Linked DNA regions of Homo sapiens: region 1 is linked to region 2. A link is an interaction called in ENCODE POLR2A ChIA-PET data of the cell type or tissue named here. Cell type or tissue: HepG2. All regions are shown on one strand. Each heading gives the region's core, and the rest is flanking DNA. Links, peaks and the distances in the headings are about the cores only.

Region 1 (17,042 bases), core at 4,227-12,226, 53 kb after region 2:
TTTTGAGAATAGATGAGTCATCTCTAGTATAGATCTTCATGGTAGGCCATTCACCTTCAGTCTATTACTCATAGCAAAAACTCCACGGACTTTTTTAAGTTTAAAACCCATGAATCTGCTTAGGTTTTATAATCTCAGTATTTGACATTTGCTCACTATTTCATCTCTATTTGTTGGCCCGGTTTTTCTGTATTTTCTTTGCCCAAACTGCTCATTATCAAGATGAACATTTGGGATATACTCTTTTTGAGACCCTCAAGGGCATATTGACATGAATTTAGTTAATTTTAGTCATCTATTGATGTTGAAGAATTGTGAAGACAGTCACTGGTAGAGGTGATTCTATGGAGGCTATCCCATCCCAGTGGAATGTTAATGCTTTACCAAAATGTGTTAGCTGCAGTAGACAGATGTTTCTGTCTTGGGGGTTTAGGGCACAACATTTCTGAGGAACTCTGACTCAATCTGTCCCTTCTCCTTTCACAGGGCAGCAAGGCGAACCCCATCCCTACTCACTGGAGCTCAGCTTTGATTTTTAACCTCCCTTCCCCACCCTTCCAGAACACACACATTCCATTCCAAAACTGATTTTATAAAGACATTTTAAACATAATGATGCAACTTGGTGTGCACTACAGCAAATGTACAGGTGTTTTTTTTTTAATTGTTTCCAAAACCGGGACCTGGATTTAAGATGTAATTTTTAAAATTTCTATTTCTATTTTTTCTGCAGCAGTTGGGTTAGAGGAGGAGGAGCCTTTTAGCCTCTCATAAACTGACCTCTCTACTTCCTCGTGTATTTTTAAGATTGATTGATGATGTGGAAAGGGCTTTGCTTGTCTGCTACTGAAAACTTTATCCTTGCGGTTTTTGTGGAAACTGCTTTTGGAAAGAGAAAAGAAATGAACTTTACTGACTTGACATTTTTGCACCTCCCGTTTTTCTAATCTGGGCTATTTTTATTTTTGTTTTTTTACAGTGAGATTTTTTTGATCTTCAGCTACAGTAAGTTATTCCAATTTTTTTTTAACATTTTTCCTGACTTTCCGCTGATTTCCTTTTTATTGTTGTTACTAGTTACTATTACTTATTATTATTATATTAATACTTATGATGGTGATGATGATGATGATAATGACACTGATGATTTTTAACCGGATTAAAATCGAGTTTTTCTGAATGTTTCTAAGAATTTCTCCGGCCTCCTGATTGACTTTGGAGTTTTGCATCTTGGGAGAGAAAGCGAAGGCATTAGTATTTTTAAGTGGTTTGATCACGTAAACCTTTTCTCTCCCAACCCCACCCTTGCCCTCATCCCCTTCCCCACACTGAAAAGAATTTTACTGGCTGTTAAGTCTATGACCTTATTTTTCCTGATCTTTAACTTAACTGTTTTAGAGCATCTCTGGACGTCTGTATTTTTAATTTTTTTTATTTTTGTTTTTTTATTTTTAATCTTTCATTTGTTAAATTTTTAAACTGTGCTGCAATAAAATGTGTGTGGTACTACTTAACACTTATGATCGTGATGGCATTTTCCCTGAAAGCCATCTTCCTCCTGTTTCCCTTGAAATCCCATCCTGCTTTTCCTGTACACTACCCCTCACAAACCACAAGCTGCAGCAACATGGATGCCCAGCCTGGAGCAGCAGCAGCCAGGATGACCTGGAGCCAGGGGGGCCTTCGGAACAGATGCACACCCTTCCTGGGTGATGGTAAGAGGTGTGAGGTCCACTTGGATTCATTACAAAGACTAGGAAATAAACCCGTTTAACAGTTTAGCTGATGTGTATAGGTCATAGCATCTGGAAGTGTTTGAAACTTTTGTGTGTGCATCTTGAGGTGTTTCCCAAGGGGGACCACCTCAGTTATTTGTAAACTAATGGAATAATATGAGTTGCTAATTAACTTGGGCTGATTAGAACATTTTGGATACTTGGAAAGAGCAGCTGAAGTTTAAAATGAAAGTGGCTTGTTTTAATGATTAGCAACAAGAAAACATATTGGGGAGTCCCTTTTTTTAGATTGTTACAAATCAGTAAACATTTTCTGTCATTTAACATATTCCTTGGGTTTGTGACATTTTTGGATTATATTCTATTTAGACTTTTTATCTCATTAATATTTCACAAGAGTCAAACCATAGGAGATACAACATAATATTAAAATGCTGTCTCACTGGAGGGCTTTTAAAAATTTGAAAAAAGGTAGGCTTTTTGACCTCACAAAGCAGGGAAATCTGTTTAACCTCTACATCCAAATTAGGAACTGTCTAAGGCTGACCCCTTTTACAGTGGTGACTCAAGACCCAGCTAGATTTTGGGAATTCTAATGTGAATTCATAGAGTTCTAATGCTAGATTAGGAACTCTAATGTGTTCTGATGTTAAGAAGGAGTGTATTCTGTGTTATTCACAGGAATGGTGTAGAGATTAGTAAAGATGTGGATAGCCAAAGAGAAGTTGAGCAACCCGTAGTATTTTACTCACTGCAGCAAAATGTTTTGATAACCATTTTAGAGTTGCTCTGATAGGTTTCAAGCTGGGAGATAATTAGATTTTATTTTAAAATATTTCTATTTTTTGTAGAGACAGGGTCTCGCTATGTTGTCTAGGCTGGTCTTGAACTCCTGGGCTCAAGCGATCCTCCTGCCTTGACACCCCCAAAGTGTTGACATTACAGGCATGAGCCACTGCACCTAACCTGGAATAATTTTTTGAAGGCATATTCGGTACTGTTGTACTAGGGTAAATCACAAACTTGCCCCCTTATACCATACTCGGATGAAAAGTGAAATCTAGTTAAAGTGAACACCAGAGGTACACTCAAAACAGAATGGGAGAAAAAGCAAAAGATTCCTGGAAGTTATCTAGAAAAAGAATGGGAATCTTTATTTTTTAAATAAGTGCAAGTTTTATTGATGCTCTCTATTGTATGAGAGCTATTTTTTCTTCTTTGCTGCTGTCAGTGTACGGAAGCTGTTCACTATAGGTTCAGTTTGATTTATTCCTTGTTAATTCTACAAATTTATTATTTTTATGGGACATGTTGTGTTTGGGGATATAAAAAATAGTTTATTATGTTTAAGGGCTTCGCAGCTTAGTGAGGGAGACACATGAATGAAATAATGTCCATATATGATGAGAGGTAAACACATATCCTATAGAAGCATGCCAAAATAAGCTGGGGGCGTTGGTACCTGCCTGTAAGCCTGTAGTCACAACTAATTGGAAGGCTGAGGCAGGAGGGTCCCTTGGCCCAGGATTTGAGAGACTGTAGTGTGTGATGTGATTATCCACTGCACTCCAGGCTGGGCAACATAATGAGACCCCATCTTTTTTTTTTTTTTTTTTTTTGAGACAGTCTCGCTCTGTTTCCCAGGCTGGAGTGCAGTGGTGCCATCTTGGGTCACTGCAACCTCCACCTCCCGGGTTCAAGCGATTCTCCTGCCTCAGCCTCCCGAGTAGCTGAGACTACAGGCACGGACCACCATGCACGGCTAATTTCTGTATTTTTAGTAGTGACGAGGTTTCACCATGTTGGCCAGGCTGGTCTCAAACTCCTGATCTCATGGTCTGCCCGCCTCGGCCTCCCAAAGTGCTGGAATTACAGGCATGAGCCACTGCACCTGGCCTTAAATTTTTCTATTTTTAGTAGAGACAGGGTTCAGTAGAGATGCCATGTTGGCCAGGATGGTCTCAAGTTCCTGACCTCAGGTGATCCACCCGCCTCAGCCTCCTGAAGTTTTGGGATCACAGGTGTGAGCTGCCGCACCCAGCGAGACCCCATCTCTTTTTAAAAAAAGAAAGCATGCAGAAATGGTTACCTAACTAACCCTGAGAGGTCAGGGAATCCTTTTTTTATTATTTTTATTTATAACTTTAAATTTATAAATTTATTCCTTCTACCTTAATCACATAAAGGGATTTTTTTTTTTTTTTTTTTTTAAATAAGACGGAGTCTCGCTCTGTCACCTAGACTGGAGTGCAGTGGTGTGATCTTGGCTCACCACAACCTCTGCCTCCTGGTTTCAAGCAGTTCTCTGTCTCAGCCTCCCGAGTACCTGGGATTACAGGCACCTGCTACTATGCCCGGCTAATTTTTTTTTTTTTTTTTTGAGATGGAGTCTTGTTCTGTTGCCCAGGCTGGAGTGCAGTGGCACGATCTCGGCTCACTGCAAGCTCTGCCTCCCAGGTTCACGCCATTCTCCTGCCTCAGCCTCCCAAGTAGCTGGGACTACAGGCGCCCGCCACTACGCCCGGCTAATTTTTTTGTATGTTTAGTAGAGACGGGGTTTCACCGTTTTAGCCGGGATGGTCTCGATCTCCTGACCTCGTGATCCGCCCGCCTCGGCCTCCCAAAGTGCTGGGATTACAGGCGTGAGCCACCGCGCCCGGCCCACCTGACTATTTTTTATTGTTTTTTTTTTTTTTTGGTGGAGACAGGTCTCATTTTGTTTCCCAGGCTGGTCTCAAAAACTCCTGGAAGATTTTAATTTTTAGGAATGTCTTTCTAATAACAGTATGGAAATGGTGTAGAGGAAATGAGATTGGAAGTAGGAGATTAATAAAGGAGATATTAAAATCCAAGAAAGAATAACGACCTGGCTTGGACAAAGGTAATGCTATGAGATTAGAGATTAGGAGGTAAAATTAGGAGCATCTCAGGATGGATGTGATAAGGTGGACAAGAACACAGATTTGGCATGATTGCTGGTTTCTAGCTTCTGGGATAGGGATAGATATTGGGGAATGAATGAAGGGAGCAGATTATAGTTTGAGGGTGGGAAAAAGAATATTTTAAACATCTTGGAGGTATTCAAGGAACATTCAAGTATAAGATGTTTTATTAAGTATCTGAGTACTATTTGAAAATCATTAGGTTTGGGCATATAGGGATGAACAAAACATGTCCCCTGCCCTCTTAGATATTATAGATCATTGAGGGAAGAAACAAAGTAAATGGCACTTTTCACAGTAAGGATCGATGAAGGAAAAGAAGAGCGTGGATGAGAAGATGGCAAGGGAACCAAAATTAGAACATGGAATTTGGGGGATGCTGCCAGGGAAGCTTAGCTACGTGGAAGTAGCTAATGGTGAAGCTCATTCTGTAAGAAAACCATATGTGAAAGCACAGATAATGAGGGGGAACAAGACTTGGCCTCCAAGTAAGAAATAATACTGGAAAATAATTACCAAGAATACATAGATGAGGGATGGAGTTAGAGAGGTAGGCAAGGACCAAACATTTCATAGCACGGGACCTTAGAGGGTCTTGTTTAAGATCCTGTCTTGGGCACAAGTAGAATCTATTGAAGGATTTTGAAGAAGAGGTCTGGTTTATCTTCTGTTGTGTAGGGAATATTAGTGATGAGAACTAAGAGGGCAAGTAGGGCAGTAAGTTTGGAGACCTATTAGAGTAGGCCACTGTCTCAATCTCTTGAAGAAAATAATCATCCCAAGCCTAACAATAACTTGCCCTGGTTTTTCAAATGAGTTTTTATTGGGTGTATTAATGAGCAAAATCAGTCTGAGTAAGATAGGTTGAGAACTGATGAGGCTCCAGGAAATTACTAATTATTTCTGATACCTTGTTGGGTCATATAATGGCTTTCTGATTTGGCAGAAAAAAGTAGCAGGACATTAATTTATGGAAGTATTCTAAACACTTGACTATGTCCAACACTGTTAAAGTTGTGAGTTTGTGTTAACTTAATCATCATCAAAACCTTGAGTAGGAGTAGATACTGTTATTCATGTTTTAGAGGTGAGAATATTGGAGTACAGAATTTAAATAACTTGCCTAAAGTTAAACTGCTTTAGTGGTTTAGCATGGATTCAACCCTGGGATTAAGGGTGCAGATTTCAACACTTAATGATAGTAGACTCCTTTCGTCACTTTGATATGTTGAACTTTTTTTTTTTTTTGAGACATAGTCTCGCTCTGTCACCAGGCTGGAGTGCAGTGGCATGATCTCTGGCTCACTGCAACCTCCGCCTCCTGGGTTCAAGCGATTCTTGTGCCTCCGCCTCCTGAGTAGCTGGGATTGCAGGCATGCACCACCACACCCAGCTAATTTTTATATTTTAGTAGAGATGGGGTTTCACCATGTTGGCCAGGCTGGTCTAGAAATCCTGACCTCGTGATCCGCCCACCTCGATTTCCCAAAGTGCTGGGATTACAGGCGTGAGCCACTGTGTCCGGCTGAGCATTCTAGAAAAACAGATTTTAGTTTGGTTAAAGTTCCAAAGAACAACTTTGGACTTTTATTATTAAAATTTTAAAACTAAATATGTTTATATTTTTGCCCTTGATTTCCCAACACCTTAAATGGCTTAAAGATGTGTATATGTGCAAGGTAGTTAATGTTTAGGTAGATGTATCTTGGTAAAATGTTACCATGGTTGTGATGGCATTGTTAATAGGGAAGCAAGCACATTTTAAAAGTGAGCTTTAGGCCAGTTGCAGCAGTTTATGCCTATAATCCCAGCACTTTGGGAGGCTGAAGTTGGAGGATAGCTTAAGGCCAGGAAAGTCTGGCAACATAGCAAGAGCCTGTCTACAAAAAGCTGGGCACGGTGGCACACAGCTGTAGTGTAGCTCCCTGGGAGGCTGAGGCGGTAGAATTAATTGAGTTCAGGAGTTTGAGGTCAGTGTGAGTTATGATTGCGCCACTGTACTCCAGCCTGGGTGACAAGAGTGAGACCCTATCTCTTAAAGTAAAAAAACAAAAGTGAGCTATCTTTTTTTTTTTTCTAAGACTTATAAAACCGAAGTGAACTTCAGTTAGAAAAAAATTATTTGTGGTTAAAAAAGAACCACGGAGACGGATGCATTAACTAAGCCCAGGGGTCCTTTTTCAATCCTCATCTCACTTGACCTGTTGGTTCCATTTAACCAGATCTCTTCCTTGAAACGTTTTTATTTTTTTTTTACTTTGCTTCCAGGTTTTTGTTACATGTTTCTGTTACATGTTAAACTTCTTTCTGTTGGAGTGCCCCATGGTTCAGTCCTTCCACTTCTCTTTTCTGTCCACACTCTGGGTCCAATTTCATTCAGATTCATTCATGATGTAATATACCACCTATAAGCTGATTTCGACACTTAAGATCAACAGCCTATACTTTTCTTTCGAATGTCATACCAATTCAGTTTACCTGCATGACAACTCTGTTGAATATCCAATATGTCAACTTAAAAGTGCAAAACTGTGCTCCTGATGTTCATGCCTCAAACCAGTCTCTTGTGTACTGTTGCCTTTTTCAGTTAATGAAACAATTTTTGTGTCTCTTGGGCCAAAGATTTTGGCTAGCCATCCTTGACTTTTACTCTTCTCACCTTTGGCCTATTAGAAAATCATGTTGGCCAGGTGTGGTAGCTCAGGCCTGTAATCCCAGCACTTTGGGAGGCTGAGGGAGGCGCATCGCTTGAGCTCAGGGGTTTGAGACCGGCCTGGGCAACATGGTGAAACCCTGTCTCTTCAAAAATATACAAAAATTAGCCAGGAGTGGTGGCAAGTGTCTGTAGTCCCAGCTACTTGAGAGACAGGCATGAGAATCGCTTGAGCCCAGGAAGCAGAGGTTGCAGTGAGCCGAGATCGCACCCGCACCATTGCACTCCAGCCTGGGTGACAGAGCAAGACCCTATCACAAAAAAAAGAAAGGAAAAAATGCTGTCAGCTCTTCAAAATATACCACTACTCATACTGTCGACACTTGGTCCAATTTCAAGCCACCCTTGTCTCCTGTGCATTATTATATATAATAGGTTTGTATTTCTTTTGTCCCTCCCCACTAGTTTTGTTCTTAAAAGTGATAGCTAGATTGATCCTAAAATGTATTGTTTGAAGGATTTTTTTTTTGGGGGGGAGATGGAGTTTTGCTCTCTTTGCCCAGGCTGTAGTGCAGTGGTGCGAGCTCGGCTCACCGCAACCTCTGCCTCCCGGGTTCAAGCAGTTCTCCTGCCTCAGCCTTCCAAGTAGCTGGGATTACAGGCACCAGCCACCAAGCCCAGCTAATTTGTTTTTTATTTTTAGTAGAGACAGGGTTGCACCATGTTGGCCAGGATAGTCTCGATTTCTTGACCTTGTGATCTGCCCGTCTCTGCCTCCCCAAAGTGCTGGGATTACAGGCGTGATCCACCACGCCTGGCCATTGAAAAATGTTTTGCCTGAAAACAAACAACCTAATGGCTGCCTTTTTCAGCATTGAAGTCAAAAATTTTTCTGTGATTTACAGGGCATCCCACGTGATTTGTTGTGTCCCTTCCCTTGCTGTTAATATACTGTGCTTCAGCCACACTGGCCTTCTTAACTGTATTGAACACATTGGATATGTTTCCACTTTAGGGCTTTTCCTTGGAATTTTCTCTGACTCATACAGTTTGGTTCCTCAGTTCCTCTGAGACTTTTTACTCAGAAGCTACCCCCTTAGTGATGTGTCTTCCCTTATTTAGCGCTTTAAGCTCCCCTTCTCCTAAATACTCTTTAGCACTTATCACCAACTGTAGAATTTGTTTTTTTCTATGTAAAGACATAAGAGATATGTCCAGAAATACATATGCCAAACAATTAACATTGATTGCCTCTGGGCAAGAAGTGGGATTTAGGAGATTTGAAACTTGTGTACTATGTGCTTAAGACTATTATAATGATCAATGTGGTAGTATTTTCCTTCTAATTAAAAAGCTTAAAAATGTACATCAACTCTTGTGATTCTGTGTGGGCATAAATAGCATAGCTAGTCTGTGTAATAGGGGTTTAGTAAGCAGTGTTAATAGTTGAAGAAACTGCTTTAAAAGGTTTAGCTGTGATAGAGTCGAGTTAGCATTTGAGCACATAGACTACCGTGTTGCCTGTATCAACATTTGGGAGAGCTTGACCATTTTAAAAATATGTATTCTCTACTGAGAAAGCATGGCTATTTGTAAGAGGTAGAGTGAATTAGAGAACTTTTTTTTTATTATTTCTACCTAATCTGATTCTGACTTTACCAGTCTGAAATATTCTTCCTGTTTTCTAATTATATTGACCTATGGCTCCTGAGTTGATTTTAAAACTGAAAAAACTCCAGGAGTTCATTGAACCAGATTTAGGCTTTTCTGGCTAGTCTTGAATAACATTTAGGAGTTTAGTAGAGTACATTTTGAACAAAAATTTTCCTCCAGTCCTCTAACTAAAATAGGTATTCTGAAGAGGATAAACTATTCATAATGCATTGTCACTCCCTATATTGATCCTTTAAATAAAATCTTCACATAAGTGGGTTTTCTAGCTTCAGAGCGAGAAGAAAAGTTTTCTCATGCTATTACCCTTAAGTTTGTGGAATTCATGCTAGAGTTATGGCTATGCTGTTTAAAATGGAGTTTTTCTGGTTTTTTTTTTTGTTTTTTTTTTGAGACTAGAGTCTCGCTCTGTTGCCCAGGCTGGAGTGCAATGGCACGATCTTGGCTCACCGCAACCTCCGCCTACCGCAACCTCCGCCTCCCGGATTCAAGTGATTCTCCTGCCTCAGCTTCCCGAGTAGCTGGGATTACAGGCGCCTGCCACCACGCCTGGCTAATTTTTGTATTTTTACAAGAGACAGGGTTTCACCATGCTGGCCAGGCTGGTCTCGAACTCGCGACCTCAGGCAATCCGCCCATCTCGGCCTCCCAAAGTGCTGGGATTACAGGCGTGAGCCACCGCAGCTTGCTAAAATGGAGTTTTATTACTCCTTTGAAAAGGAATACTAGTCAAGTGACTGAAGATTGATGTGGATTTGGGAGAGGAGGTACCTCATCTTTATCTTACCTTTGATCCGAATAAAGTAATACATGCTCATAGAACATTTTTAGAAAATACAGCTATCCAAAGATAACATTTGGGGTGTTCTTCCAGGCTTTTTGGGGCTTATATAAACTTCAAAAAGCACTGTCATACAGCATATATATTTAAGTAATAATTTTAAATTTAACCTGAATAGCTTATGTTAGTAGATACAGATCTCTGAAAAATTTGTAGTAGTTACATAGTATTATATACTCTATAATACTACATGGTACATTGTATACTTGTACTATATTTTATTTTACCAATACACTGTTGTACTCGTCCCCATTTTTTCTTTTGTAAACAAAGCTTTGGACAGTCAAAACTACAGTTGTGCATATCTTTATTTTCTTACATTTAAGCCCCAGAAATATAATTATTCAAGGGTATGCACATCTTTTTTGCCGGGGAGGTGGGCAGAGTATGCACTTTTTTTTTTTTTTTTTTTGAGACGGAATCTCACTCTAGCCCAGGCTGGAGTGCAGTGGCATGGTCTCACTGCAAGCTCCCTCTCCCGGGTTCATGCCATTCTCCTGCCTCAGCCTCCTGAGTAGCTGGGACTATAGGTGCGTGCCAACACACCCAGCTAATTTTTTAATTTTTTTTTGGTAGAGACGGGGATTCACCGTGTTAGCCAGGATGGTGTCGATTTGCTGACCTCGTGATCTGCCCGCCTTAGCCTCCCAAAGTGCTGGGATTACAGGCCTGAGCCACCGCGCCTGGCCGCACATTTTAAAAAGTTCTTAAGTTTGTTCTCCAGAAGCTAATAAGTTTAGCAATTTATTGGCAGTGTTAGCGGCCACTAATACTTAATTTCTAGTTTTGTGAATTACTTTGGATCTTTTGCTTTAAGATTTGACCCTGTATTATTCTGAAGGATTTGCTAAGTTTTTAAGTTGAATAGTAAAAATGTTGATAGATTTTGAGTGAAACATTGATACAATGTTGTCTATATTTCTGTGTATAGTTTGAGATTCACATGTAATTTTTGTTTTCAGGTGCATGCACATCTTTGGTGCTATCTTTTTTTTTTTTTTTTTTTTTTTTGAGATGGAGTCTAGAGGTTGGAGTGCAGTGGCGTGATCTCTCTCACTGCAAGCTCCGCCTCCTGGGTTCACGCCATTCTACTGCCTCAGCCTCTGGAGTAGCTGGGACTACAGGCATCCAGCTAATTTTTTGTATTTTTTTTTTTTTTTAGTAGAGATGGGGTTTCACCATATTGGCCATAATGGTCTTGATCTCCTGACTTCATAATTCACCTGCCTTGGCCTCCCAAAGTGCTGGGATTACAGGCGTGAGCCACCGCGCCTGGCCAGTCTTTTTTTTTTTTTTTTTAAAGACAGAGTCTTGCTCTGTTGCCAGGCTGGAGTGCAGTGGTGCGATCCCGGCTCACTGCAACTTCCACCTCCCAGGTTCAAGCGATTCCCTTGCCTCAGTCTCCTGAGTAGCTGAGATTACAGTTACGCTCCACCACGCCCGGCTAATTTTTGTATTTTTAGTAGAGATGGGGTTTCACCATGTTGGCCAGGATGGTCTTGATCTCTTGACCTTGTGATCTGCCGGCCTCGGCCTCCCAAAGTGCTGGGATTACAGGTGTGAGCAACTGCACCCGCCTGGTGCTATCTTTTAATTGTGAAAAAATTTCACATACACAAAAGAGAATAGTATAATGAACTTCCATGTACTTGTCTCACTTTAATAATCCTTGGCCAGCCTTTTTGTTTGTATCTACATCTCCCCATCCACCCCCTTCCCATGTTATTTTGAAGCAAATTCTTGATACATTTCATCTGTAGATATTTCAGTGTGTATTTTAAAAAGAATTAGGACTTAACCACAATTATCCCACCAAAAACGTTTAATAAATTAACTATTTTAATACTAAACATATTTAGAGGCCTGGCATGGTGGCTCATGCCTGTAATGCCAGCTCTTTGGGAGGCCAAGGTGGGCACATCACTTCAGGCCAGGAGTTCGAGACCAGCCTGGCCAATGTGGTGAAACCCTGTCTCTGCTAAGAATACAAAAAAATTACCTGGGTAGGGCAGTGCATGTGTGTAATCCCAGCTACTTGGAAGTCTGAGGCAGAAGGATCCCTTGAACTCAGGAGGCAGAGGTTGCAGTGAGCCAAGATACTGCCACTGCACTCCAGCCTGGGTGATATTGTGAGACTTAAAACAAAAACAACAACAAAAAAAGACCAACAAGTCCATTTAGTATCAGAAGTACTACCCTGAGAACTGAGTAAGGCATTCCTCAATGCTGTTTTATTTCTACGGGGATAACATGGTTGGTGGGGTCTTTTTGTTTATTTGTTCTTTTGCTAACAGTCCTGTATGGAATTTTGGAAGTGTTGTTTACTAAAGGTAGGTTTTGAAATTTTCTTAGGAGTTGGGGGTCTTATGGTTATACTCATTGGTGATAAAAATCAAACCTTTTACTATTCTCAAATTTAGATATAATCTCCTGTTTTGGCTGTTTAAGAGAATACTGTAATAACTTTAAGCCAAATATCCTTGTTAAAAATTATTCTGGGCTGCTAGGTTATTATTTTGTTATACCTGTCTAAAATCTTATCCATAATTTAGAAATTTTAAAATCTCTGACAAATTTTGCATTTGACACCAAGACTCAATTTGGCAAAAAAAACTGATCTTAACTGATGTGAGATTATTTATGTTCTATGTGTGAAATTTACTGAAAATTTATATGTATTCCTGCAGAAATATTTGATGTGGTAACTGTGCTCTCCCAGATGCTACACAACAAAAAAAGCATAGTATTTCTAAAATCTGAGACTATTTTTCCTAATACGTGTGTCTTTTTTTTTTGAGACGGAGTCTCTGTTGCCCAGGCTGGAGTGCAGCGGCGCAGTCTTGGCTCACTGCAACCTCCACTTCCCGGGTTCAAGCAGTTCTCCTGCCTCATCCTCCCAAGTAGCTGGGATTACAGGCACCCACCACTACCACGCTTGGCTAGATTTTGTATTTTTAGTGGAGACAGGGTTTCACCGTGTAGGCCAGGCTGGTCTGGAACTCCTGACCTCAAGTTATCTGCCCGCCTCTGCCTCCCAAAGTGTTGGGAGTACAGGTGTGAGCCACCACACCTGGCTGCAAGCATTGTAGACCAGAGTAGACTTAAAGTATACTTTGTTACAACTCATGCTCAGTCTGAGGTCACTGATAAAATTGAAACTTTCTGTAAGATAACAAGGAAATGAAGTCTTTTTTTTTTTTTTTTTTTTTTTTGAGAGGGAGTCTTGCTCTGTTGTCCAGGCTGGAGTGCAGTGGTGCGATCTCGGCTCACTGCAAGCTCTGCCTCCCAGGTTCCCACCATTCTCCTGCCTTAGCCTCCCGAGTAGCCAGGACTACAGGCGCCCTCCACCATGCCCGGCTAATTTTTTGTGTTTTCAGTAGAGATGGGGTTTCACCATGTTAGCCAGGACGGTCTCGATCTCCTGACCTCGTGATCTACCCGCCTCGGCCTCCCAGAGTGCTGGGATTACAGGCGTGAGCCACCGCGCCCGGCCGGAAATGGAAGTCTTGAGAATGAATGTTGGCCCTTTCTATTCAGAAAATAGCCTGTGCTCCAGCATAGCATCATCACCATCTGGGAGCTACCTAGGAATAGAGTCTCACCCTACCCCAGTGGTACCGATATGCACATTGAAAAGAACGAATCTAGAACACTTTTCACTCCTTTTTTATTACTTGGCTTGGGAATTACAAATTTCGGTGGACTTTTTGGCAGGAGTGGTTTTTGATGTTTGTGGAGAATGTTGAAGACTACAGTGTAGCCACATTTACTTTACATTGGAAATAATACAATATAAAACATGACATTTTATTTGCAAAATTTGAAATAATGACTTCTAAATTACAAACAGAATTAAAAATTTCAAAGCTGGCAGGCTGGAGATACATATGCTGTTCTGAAATACGTGCTTTGAATTATCTGAACTCTTAATGCAGATCATATATCTTGGCGTGATATAACCATTCTTGGTTATGAAAGCTGAGATTAACATTCAAAATACCTTGTGAATCAAGGTAGATCTGTCATAGTTATAATTTTTTTCCTTGAGTGTTTTAAGGAAAATATGTAAACATACAGAACAGTCTAATGAATTCTTAATATACCTTCCACCAGGATTGCCATGTTTCATTTTATTTTTTTGCTGAACCATTTGCAAGGAAATTGCTGACTGAAGACAAAAGACCCCTAAGTATTTAAATGTGGATTTCTTTTTTTTTTTTGAAGTGGAGTCTCGCTCCGTTGCCCAGGCTGGAGTGCAGTGGTGCGATCTCGGCTCACTGCAACCTCTGCCTCCCAGGTTACAGCAATTCCCCTGCCTTGGCCTCCCGAGTAGCCTGGACTACAGGTGTGCGCCACCACCTCCAGCTAATTTTTGTATTTTTTAATGAATTTAGTATACAGGTAGTCATACTAACCATGCTGTTATTTTCATTCATATAGATTATCAGTTATATTAGAAATAAGACCTTCCTGTGTTTTATTATTTTTGCATATTGCATATTCTCTTGATTCAGTTCTCAGTAAAGATGTATTGACCTTACTGAAGTCATTTTGAAATATTAAATCTTAACCTAGGTAAAGCATTCTTTAAAATATTCCTGGTGTTTGTTGGATACTTACAGATTCTGGAACCTTTCTTTAAAAAGTGTTTTCCAAACAGAAGTTGCTCTACGTTAGAGTATGATGGACTTTTATGTCGTAACACCCCCGAAACACTTTAATGATGGCACAATGAAATGTGAAGGTTGAGAATGTAGAGAGAAATTTCTATGTAATTTGGGACTTCCAATGGCTAATAGACCCCAAAATATGTAATACAATGTTCAGTGAATCTAGAGGTACCCAATTCATTGATTCTTTTTTTTTTTTTTTTTTTTTTGTTTTTGAGACACAGTTTTCGCTCTTGTTGCCCAGGCTGGAGTGCAGTGGCGAGATCTAGGCTCCCTGCTATCTCTGCTTCCCGGTTCAAGCAATTCTCTAGCCTCAGCCTCCCAAGTAGCTGGGATTACAGGCACGTGCCACCACACCTGGCTAATTTTTTTTTTTTTTTTTGTATTTTTAGTAGAGATAGGGTTTCACCATGTTGGTCAGGCTGGTCTCAAACTCCTGACCTCTGGTGATCCACCTGCCTCGGCCTCCCAGAGTGCTGGCAGGATTACAGGCGTGAGCCACTGCGCCCAGCCCCAATTCCTTGATTCTGTTTAGTTCTGAATTGCTCTTGGGGAAGAGAAGGGCCCAGTTTTTGCTTAGGGTTTTGCAGAAGAGCTTTGCTGACTCAGTTATCTGTGTATCATGATGACTAAGTTTCAGGGTAGCATTTTGCTATCTTTGCAGAAGGAAAAATTACAAAAGCATTATGTATTATTAGTGAAAAGTTGAGAAAAATTTAAAAAACTCAAAACCCCATCCCATCCTTAGATGTCACCTTGGTATGTAATCTTCTAGATAACTTGTACATACTTTGGTTATGCTCCTCCACGTCAATGTCACGTGTCATTTAAATTGCATTCCATTGGATTGCTGCACTGAAATAATTTGTACTCATTGTCAGGCACTTGTTTTCTCCTTTTTTACTGTTAATGTGTCCACACCATTGTTTCTTTCAGATGAATTCTCAAAGTTAAAATTACTGAGTCAAAAAACACGCAGTTTTAAAACTTTTGATGTAATGATCCCGTTTTCTGGAAATGCAGTATGGGTTCATACGGACCATTTATTTTGACCATTGCTTGCAGTAGACACTGTAATTAAAAATGTATTTGCTTGTTTGGTAGGTGGAACATGGTACTTGGTTTAATTTATATTTCCTTGATAGTGTTAATCTTTTTAATCTTCATATACCTTTAGTATTGTTAGTCACCTGTTTGTGTCCTTGGGCCATTTTTTGTTGGTATGTGCCAATAACAGTAAATGATAACAGTAGCAGCAGCGGCACTTGTTAAGTGCCAGTTACCATCTTTTCCAGTGTTTTGTGTACCTTGTTTCATTTATGCTTCATTCCTATCCTGTGAGACAAATACTATCAATGATACTCATTTTACAGATAAGGAAGCTGATTTTCAAAGAGATTGACTTCCCAAAGAAAGTGCATGCCACTAGCAAGTTGTTGATCTTGAAACACATGTGTCTAGGCTGGTTGCAGGGGCTCACGCCTGTAATCCCAAATTTTGGAGGCTGAGATGGGGAGATACTTGAAACCAGGCATTTGAGAGCAGTTTGGGCAACATGGCAAAACCCCGTCTGTACTAAAAGTACAACAAAGTTACCTGGGCGTTATTTTATTTTTAATTTTGGTGGAGATAAGGTCTTGCTTACGTTGTTGGCCAGTCTGGTCTCTTAACTCCTGGGCTCAAGCAATCTCCCACCTCAGCCTCCAAAAGTTTTTTGTTTATACTCTATTTAAAATGTGACCTCATTTTAAGGTTCGGTCATAGTGGACATGGCTTGAATTTGTGATGATACGGGTTTTTTTTTTCTTTTTTATGATGTAATCTTACTGCATCGCCGAGGCTGGAGTGCAGTGGCGTGATCTCGGCTCACTGCAACCTCCGCCTCCCATGTTCTGGCGATTCTTTCTCATGCCTCGGCCTCCCAAGTAGCTGGCATTACTGGCGCTTGCCACCATGCTTGGCTAATTTTTTTTTTTTTTTTTGTATTTTTAGTAGAGATGGGGTTTCACCATGTTAGTAGAGATGGGGTTTCACCATGTTAGTCAAGCTGGTCTTGAACTCCTGTCCTCAAGTGTTCCACTGGCCTCAACCTCCCAAAGTGCTGGGATTACAGGTGTGAGCCACCACACCCAGCCAAGGATAGGTATTTTTGTATCCACTTTCAGTTTACTTCAATTTGGAAGTATGAGTTACCTAAAATTTTGATTTATTTTTTTAAACATACTCAGTTGTGCTAAAAATGAAACCAGAGTGTAACTTTTCGGGGTACAAAAAATAGAAAACTAAACCAGAGTATAACTTTTCAGGGTACAAAAAATAATGTAGGACAGCTTCTTATTTGAGATTGACTTTACTAATTATTATTGTTCAAAAATTGAAATATGTCACGAAAAACTTTTGTATTGAAGGAAAATTCGGTAATGATGAGACTCATGAGGTTATGTCCTATCAGTGAAGGATACATAATTGAGAGGGGTTGTTTATACTTTACAGCAAAATCAAAGGCTGAAATTTTCTTAACGCTGGAGC
Region 2 (8,000 bases), core at 1-8,000:
TTATTTGTTTTTGTTTTTTTGCTATTACTATCAGGGCAGTAATTCACATTCTTTTTTTTTTTTTTCTTTTTGTGGAGAACAGGGTCTCACTATATTGCCCAGACAGGTCTCGAACTTCTAGGCGCAAGTTATCCTCCCACCTCTGCCTCCCTAAGTGTTAGGATTACAGGTGTGAGCTGCTGCACCCAGCAACATTCTTATTATATACATATATTTGCACATACACAAGAGAATTTTTTCATTTTGATTCCCCCCAGCCCCCCAAAAAATTTGGGGGCCAGACATGGTGGCTCGTGCCTGTAATCCCAGCATTTTAGGAGGCTGATGCAGGCAGATGACTTGAGCCCAGGAGTTTGAGACCAGCCTGGGCAACCTGACAAAACCCTGTCTCTACAAAAAAATAGAAAAAAATTAGCCAGGTGTGGCAGTGCACACCTGTAGTCCCAGCTACTGGGGAGGCTGAGGTGGGAGGATTGCTTGAGCCTGGGAGACTGGGGCTGCAGTAAGCCTAGAATGCCACTGTTTTCCAGCCTGGGTGACAGAGAGAAACTACATCTCAAAAAAAGAAAAAAGGAATTGCTGGTTAAAAAAATAAAAAGGAAGAAGAGTCAGGAGAATCGTTTGAACCCGGGAGGTAGAGGTTGCAGTGAGCCAAGATCGCACCACTGCACTCCAGCCTGGGCAGCAGAGCGAGACTCCATCTCAAAAAAAAAAAAAAGAGGATATGCACATTTAACATTTTAATAGTGTCAAATTCCCTTCCAAAAGACTGCCGATTAATATTCTCACTAACAATATTGAGTACCAATTTCCCCATATATTTATTAATGCTAGGTATTAGGAATGAACTTTCTATAATGTCTTTCATAGTAACACTGCTCTGGGACCCAAATGTGGTACTCACCTTTCTAAGAGTTTGTCATAATTGTCATTCAGCAATTTTCGTTCTTTTTCCAAATCTTCAACTCTCTCCTGAAACTAAGAGTGATAGTAGCCCTTGAGATAAAATGTTAAAATCTATTCCCCTGCACAGGATTTCCCCTGTCCATGGCAGGGAGGGGCGTGGGTGAGAGGCTTTCTATCACCATCTCCAGTGTCTGAGAAGCCATCCAACTAGAAAGACTTGAACCAATTGAAGGTCGGCTAGAAACTTGTATTGGGATTAATGAGGATTTTCCAAAATAAGTCTTCACTGTTTCTGGGTTTCTACTGCTAGGGAAGCAGCAAAACATTATGAAAGAGCAAGGACTTTGAAAAACAGACATAAGTACAAATCCAAGCTTTCCCTCTAATGGTGTAATCTTAAGCAAATGATTTAACTACTCGGAGCTTCGTTTTTGTCATTTGAAAAAATGCAATACTCATATTGTTGCTAAGATACACATTCTAACATCCCTGAAGTTGAAATGTAGATGGTATCTTTCAACTATTATTATTTACCTCCTTCAGAGTCATCTGCAAGATAGACACATCTTCCAGTTGGCTCTTCAAGCTCACAGCCTTCTTGCTTTCTTCCTTCAGCTCTGCCCTGAGCTCATTCACTTGCTTGAGGAGGGCCTCATGGGCTGCACTCAGGATTCCCTGATTCTGGGTCAAAAGGAAAGTACCTCTGGGAATGGTCATATCACTCAGCACGAGTGGTCTCCAGACACCAGCAACCCTAGCATTCTCTAACAGATGTCACAAAGAATGACTTTGATTAATAGCTTATTACCTTTGTACTGTTCGTTAACCTTGTTTTTCACCCTAGCATTTCTCTGGAAGTATAATTTCCCTGGTAGGTAGGGTTTCCATTCTGGGCAATTGTAGTTCATCATTTGAGCTTTAATTTTCTTTTCTTGTATTTATTTATTTATTTATTTATTGAGACAGTCTCGCTCTGTTGCCCAGGCTGGAGTGCAATAGTGCTTGGCTCACTGCAACCTCTGCCTACCGGGTTCAAGCAATTCTCCTGCCTCAGCCTCCTGAGTAGCTGGGATTACAGGCATGAGCCACCACGCCCAGCTAATTTTTGTATTTTTAATAGAGACAGGGTTTCTCCATGTTGGCCAGGCTGGTCTCGAACTCCTGACCTTAGGTCATCCACCCGCCTCCGCCTCCCCAAGTGCTGGGATTACAGGCGTGAGCCACCGCGCCTGGCCCTTGAGCCTTAATTTTCTCAAGGTTCAAATTAATCCCTAGCTTTAAATTAGTTGCCACCTTCCAAAGCTGCCTTCACTTTCTAAGCTATTTGACTGCTTTTTTATGATGACTACGTTTGTACCTAGACAAGTGACATGTTAACTCCAGAAGTTCTGTGTGTGTTTCTGGCGGACTCCTCTGGTGAGGCACAGCTGGGTGGTCTCGTTTGGAACTCTGTCTTAGTGGTGATTCTTAAGCACAGACATTCACCTAGCTTCACATGCAGCCCACTCACAGTGGTGAATAGGGCCAAATATTTAAGACCATCTGAGAATACCTGCAACAACTTTGTTATATCTCATCACCTCACACATGCTAGAAGAATACTCTTAGGAAGTTTTGAGCAAATGCTATAATTTGCTCCAGCAATAGGCTTAAAAATACCATGCCAAATATTTCTCAACTACAATTTCATATTTCAATTTTTATGAAAACAGTGCAATAAGTATCTGTATCTTTTGATAATCATAATAGTATCATTTTTAACAGAAACTATATGACATAATAACATTGATTTAGTTAGCTAAATTCTGGTGTTATGTTACTTGGAGATGAACATAGATTTCTTTGGGTTTGATTATTCTGGTTACTAAGAAACAGAGACTCAATTCTCATTAAGTACCTTCTGGAGCAAGGTTTCGTATGCCTGGAAGAAAGAAATTATTATTATTTTATTGATTTATCAATTTCATGATATATTTATCACTGTAATATAATGCTTAACATTTTTAAAGACATTATAAAAATCCCACAAAACAAATCAATTTGTGTACTTGTTTACTAATTGTTGCTATTTTTCCCCTGCCCTAGCTTGCCAAGTAGTCTGTGACTGCAATCATTCACACCATTTCTCAAAAAAGAATGAAGGGTCATTTATTAACATTTGCATTGTACTTGGTGGATTATCCAAGAAAAATGTTTAATCTTAAATTAGGTACTGTTACTTAGCACACTTCAGAAAGATCTCTTCAGTTTTAGTAAAAAAAAAAGAATGATCATAACAACAGCTATAATTAGTTGAGTAGTTGCTATGTGTTACTATGTGTTTCATTACCTGCCACATCATGATCATTATAATCATTTCACACATATTATCTCATTTAATCCTTGTAGCAAATATGAGAGGTAAGTTTTCGTTTTTGTTTTTGAGACAGTCTCACTCTGTTGCCCAGGCTGGAGTGCTGCGGCACAATCTTGGCTCACTGCAACCTCGGCTTCCCAGGTTCAAGCAATTCTCCTTCCTCAACCTCCCAAGTAGCTGAGATTACAGGTGCCCCCCACCACACCTAATTTTTGTATTTTAGTAGAGACGGGGTTTCACCATGTTGGCCAGGCTGGTCTCAAACTCCTGACCTCAAGCGATCCACCCACCTCAGCCTCCCAAACTTTTTTTTTAAATTTATTTTTTATTTTTTAAAAAAGGTCAAATAATCTTGAGAGAGAAAAAAATTGATCATATCAACTTGCTTAAAACCCTTTCACATAGCTCTCTGCTGTTTGTAGGATAAAGTCTAAATTCCTAGCATGTTCTGTCTTTAATGACAACGAGAAAAAAAATTCTTAGTGTGTCCTTCATGACCAGACCTGATGTTTCTCACCTCTGCTCTCATGGAAAGCCCCCTCTTCTCTTACACACTTATTAACACAAGCTAATCTTTTAGTATTTCAGTATTTAACTCACAAATCTATTCCTTTATTAATCCTTTTCTTTTTTCTTTTTTTGAGACAAAGTCTCACGCTGAGGTGCCGTATCGGGATCTCGGCTCACTGCAACCTCTGCCTCCTGGGCTCAAGCACTCAAGCAATCCTCCTGCCTCAGCCTCCATAGTAGCTAGGACTACAGGCACACATCACGATGCCTGTCTAATTTTTCTATTTTTGATAGAGATGGGGTTTCGCCATGTTGTCTGGGCTGGTCTCGAATTCCTGAGCTCAAGTGATCCTCCCTCCTTGACCTCCCAAAGTGCTGGGATTACAGGCTCCAGCCACCGCACCCAGTCATTAATCCTTTTCTGATCTGGCACTGTTAAAGGAGTTATTAAAAATAATTTTAGGCAGATAGAGAGGAAAAGGGGTCCTTGGAAAGTTTTCTCGTCCTTTAAAGCAGCTCCAGAAACGTTTTTTGTCTAGCAGGAAAGCCCTGGCTCTTACAGCCGGGAAGGCAACCTTTGATATGCAAATACAGGTCTTTAGAAACTGGGTCCACCCAAACATGGCGATTCCCGCCCTTGTCTTCCTGTCCTTTCCCCGACCTGTACCTGGCAACATGGCCACCCCCACATATCCCCACGTGTGTAGAACATCATGGCGCCCTTCATTTGCATATTAAAAGACTAGGGTAGGAGGGCCAGTTTTTTCCACAGGCTACATGAGTGACATGCCTGGTCAAACCAATCCCCTGAGCCCTATGCAAATCAGACACTACCTCCTCCTGCCTACTCATATAAGCAGCCACTTTTCCCGGCACATGAGGTCTCCCCTCTCTGCTTTGGAGTCCTTCTCCCTCTGTCTCAGTACAGGGGAGCTTCTTCCGTCTTTCTTCTCCCTTGTTTCTTGCCTATTAAACTCTCCGCTCCTTAAAGCCGCTCCACCTGTGTCCGTGTCGTTTTATCTAATTCGCGTGAGACAAGAGCCCTGGTGTTCCTCCACTTATCAGCCATATCAGCACCTCACCCACTGGTGGGTCTGACTACTCTCTCTTTTGTGTCCTGCCCATACCCTGCATAGGATAGTTGAATTTGTTTACTTGTTTTCTCACTCCTATAAACTCCTTGAAGGCAGTTTTTTCTTACTTACCCTTGGAATCTTTGTATCCCAGTGCTTTGCAATTCCTGGTACTGGATAAATATTTGTTCAATAAAAGGATGGTGCTGACCTTACTTTGACCCTTGATACTCTATTTCCACCAATCAGATGTTAGTTTCTAATGTGTGCTAATGCTAAATATACTTACCTTGAGGGCTGTTGTCAGGCTTAAAAAAGATCATGACTGTAAATATCTGGGACAGAGTACAGCTCACAGAAAGTGCTAATTAAAAGGCTAGTTTCCTTCCCTTCCCTGTGACTGCTTTTGGCTTCCTAATTTAATCACATTCTGGTTGTGGTCTTCGTAGGGGACCGTAACCCTTACACAAGTTAACTCCACTTTATTTCACCTTAGCAGGCAGAGCTTGAGCCTTCCTCTTAATAGAGAACTAATGGGAAATACTGGGAAAAGCATAGACTCCGAGTTGTGAGGCTTGGATTTGAATATCACTTATAAATTGTGTGATATCACTTATAAATTGTCTTTCTGAATTGTGGCTTCTCATATTTAAAATGGAGAAAATAATATGAATCTCTTAATTGGGGTTTCCCCCCACCAAGAAAGCACAGCTGATGATGGCAACTCACCTCTTGAACTTCTGTTAATTGTGCTTTTGTCATAACCAATGAAGCATTTCTTTCATGTAAGAGCTTCTTAAGTCGAATCAGCTCTACCTTCTCTTTAATGGAAGCTCTGCAGAGAAAGGCGCTAAATTATTCTGTCTGAACATGGATAGAATTAAAGACATTTTCTCCTTGACTATGCCCTAGTAAGAATACCTCCCTCTTGTCTCTTGCCTTCCCGTCTTACCCACACTAGAACACAAGTATGTGGTGTATGTACAGTCTAGTAAATAATCTCCTTTCTCCCATTTCTCATCACGCCAGCCAAGATTTGATAGAGATCACTAACCTTAAGCTTATGTTATGAGAAAAGATAATAACTACTTTTTTAAATGATGGTGTTCATAATTTCCCACAAACCTTGCAATGTCAAGCTAGGTCTCAGCCGTTTCCTTAGAGAAACCAGTGAGGTTTGAACGTGCTAGAAAACTTAAAAAGAAGATTATGAACCAGGCACCGTGGCTCACGCCTATAATCCCAGCACTTTGGGAGGCTGAGGCGGGCAGATGGCCTGAGGTCAGGAGTTGGAGACCAGCCTGGGCAACATGGCAAAACCTTGTCTTTACTAAAAACACAAAAGTCAGATGGGTGTGGTGGCATAAGCCTGTCATCCCAGCTATGGACACTGGGCAAGAGAATCGCTTGAACTGCGGGAGGCGGAGGTTGCAGTGAGCTGAAATCAGCTTAGGCAACAGAGTGAGATTCTGTCTCAAAAAATAACAATAGTGGCCGAGTGCGGTGGCTCAGGCCTGTAATCCCAACACTTTGGGAAGTTGAGGCGGGCAGATCACGAGGTCAAGAGATTGAGACCATCCTGGCCAACATAGTGAGACCCCATCTCTACTAAAAATACAAAAATTAGCTGGGTGTGGTGGTGCGCACCTGTAGTCCCAGCTACTCAGGAGGCTGAAGCAGGAGAATTGCTTGAACCTGGGAGGGGGAGGTTGCAGTGAGCCGAGATTGCACCACTGCACTCCAGCCTGGCGACAACAGAGTGAGACTGTCTCAAAAAATAATGATAATAATAATAATAATAGTAAAATACACCCGGCACGGTGGCTCACGCTTATAATCCCAGCACTTTGGAAGGCTGAGGCGGGTGGATCACGAGGTCAAGAGATTAAGACCATCCTGGCCAACGTGGTGAAACCCCGTCTCTACTAAAAATACAAAAATTAGCTGGGCATGGTGGCGCACACCTGTAGTCCCAGCTACTCGGGAGGCTGAGGCAGGAGAATCACTTGAACCTGGGAGGTGGAGATTACAGTGAGCTGAGATCTCGCCACTGCACTCCAGCTTGGGTGACAGAGTGAGTCTCTGTCTCGGAAAATAAAAATAAAATAAAATAAAATAATAGAAAGAAGATTAGGCTGGGCGCAGGGGCTCACGCCTGTAATCCCAGCACTTTGGGAGGTCGAGGAAGGCGAATCACCTGAGGTCAGGAGTTCGAGACCAGCCTGGCCAACATGGTGAAACCCCCTCTCTACTAAAAATATAAAAATTAGCCAGGTGTGGTGGTGGGTGCCTGTAATCCCAGCTACTCAGGAGGCTGAGGCAGGAGAATTTGCTTGAACCCGGAAGATGGAGATTGCAGTGAGCTGACAAGGTGCCACTACACTTCAGCCTGGGCAACAAAGTGAGACTCTGTCTCAAAAAAAAAAAAAAAAAAAAAAAAAAAAAAAAAAAAAGACTATTATTCCTGAACCTAGGAGCTCACGTTTTCTTTATTGTTTGAAAGATTGAAAGAGATACTGGGGAGGATTTGGGTTCACTCCACTCTATCTCATTGATTCCCTGTCTAGCTGCTGATTAGAATAACCTGGAGAGATCTTAAAATTACACTGCCTGAATTCTACCCCCCAAATAATTGAAAGGGAATCTCAGAGATGGGGCCCAGGGATCTGTTATGGTCTTTTTTTGTTTTGTTTTGTTTTGTTTTTGAGACAGAGTCTTGCTCTGTTGCCCAGGCTGGAGTGCAGTAGCATAATCTTGGCCCAGTGCAACCCCTGCCTCTCGGGTTCAAGCTATTCGCCTGCCTCAGCCTCCCAAGTAGCTGGAATTACAGGCATGAGCCATCACACCCGGCTAATTTTGGTATTTTCAGTAAAGATGGGGATTCACCATGTTGGCCAGGCTGTTTTCGATCTCCTGACCACAAATGATCCACCCACCTTGGCCTCCCAAAGTACTGGGATTACAGGCATAAGCCACCGCACCCGGCCTGGATCTGTGGTTTTAAAATATCTCCAGGTTGAAAACTTATATCCATACAAAAAACGACACATAATGTTAATAGCAGCTTTATTCATAATTGCCAAAACTTGGAAGCAACTAAGACATCTTTCGGTAGCTGAATGGATAAATAAACTGGTACATGTAGACAATCGAAT

Evidence for each region. ChIA-PET counts read pairs that join two places held together with the same protein. Peaks named below come from ENCODE experiments on the same cell type or tissue, not always from the same donor. Only the 100,000 strongest peaks of a DNase experiment are listed, where the experiment ranks them.
Region 1: POLR2A ChIA-PET joins it to region 2 with 11 read pairs; 17 of 35 experiments call an interaction of 5 or more read pairs at or near these places.

What each region holds. Positions count from the first base shown.
Region 1 is chr14:21,247,274-21,264,315 of GRCh38, reverse strand. HNRNPC (heterogeneous nuclear ribonucleoprotein C) reads left to right here. Exons shown (of 9, transcript NM_004500.4): 2 at 980-1,005. Among named protein-coding and RNA genes, the nearest start is that of HNRNPC, 14 kb to the left of the region's middle. RefSeq lists an enhancer at 9,069-10,006. In HepG2, for the core only: no CTCF peak of the experiment used is centred there; no DNase peak of the experiment used is centred there.
Region 2 is chr14:21,305,411-21,313,410 of GRCh38, reverse strand. RPGRIP1 (RPGR interacting protein 1) reads right to left here. Exons shown (of 25, transcript NM_020366.4): 7 at 5,575-5,680; 8 at 2,804-2,827; 9 at 1,441-1,587; 10 at 905-978. Among named protein-coding and RNA genes, the nearest start is that of RPGRIP1, 29 kb to the right of the region's middle. RefSeq lists enhancers at 4,018-4,177, 4,000-4,527. In HepG2, for the core only: no CTCF peak of the experiment used is centred there; DNase peaks (open chromatin) are centred at 4,500 and 5,070; H3K4me3 peaks cover 1,197 bases.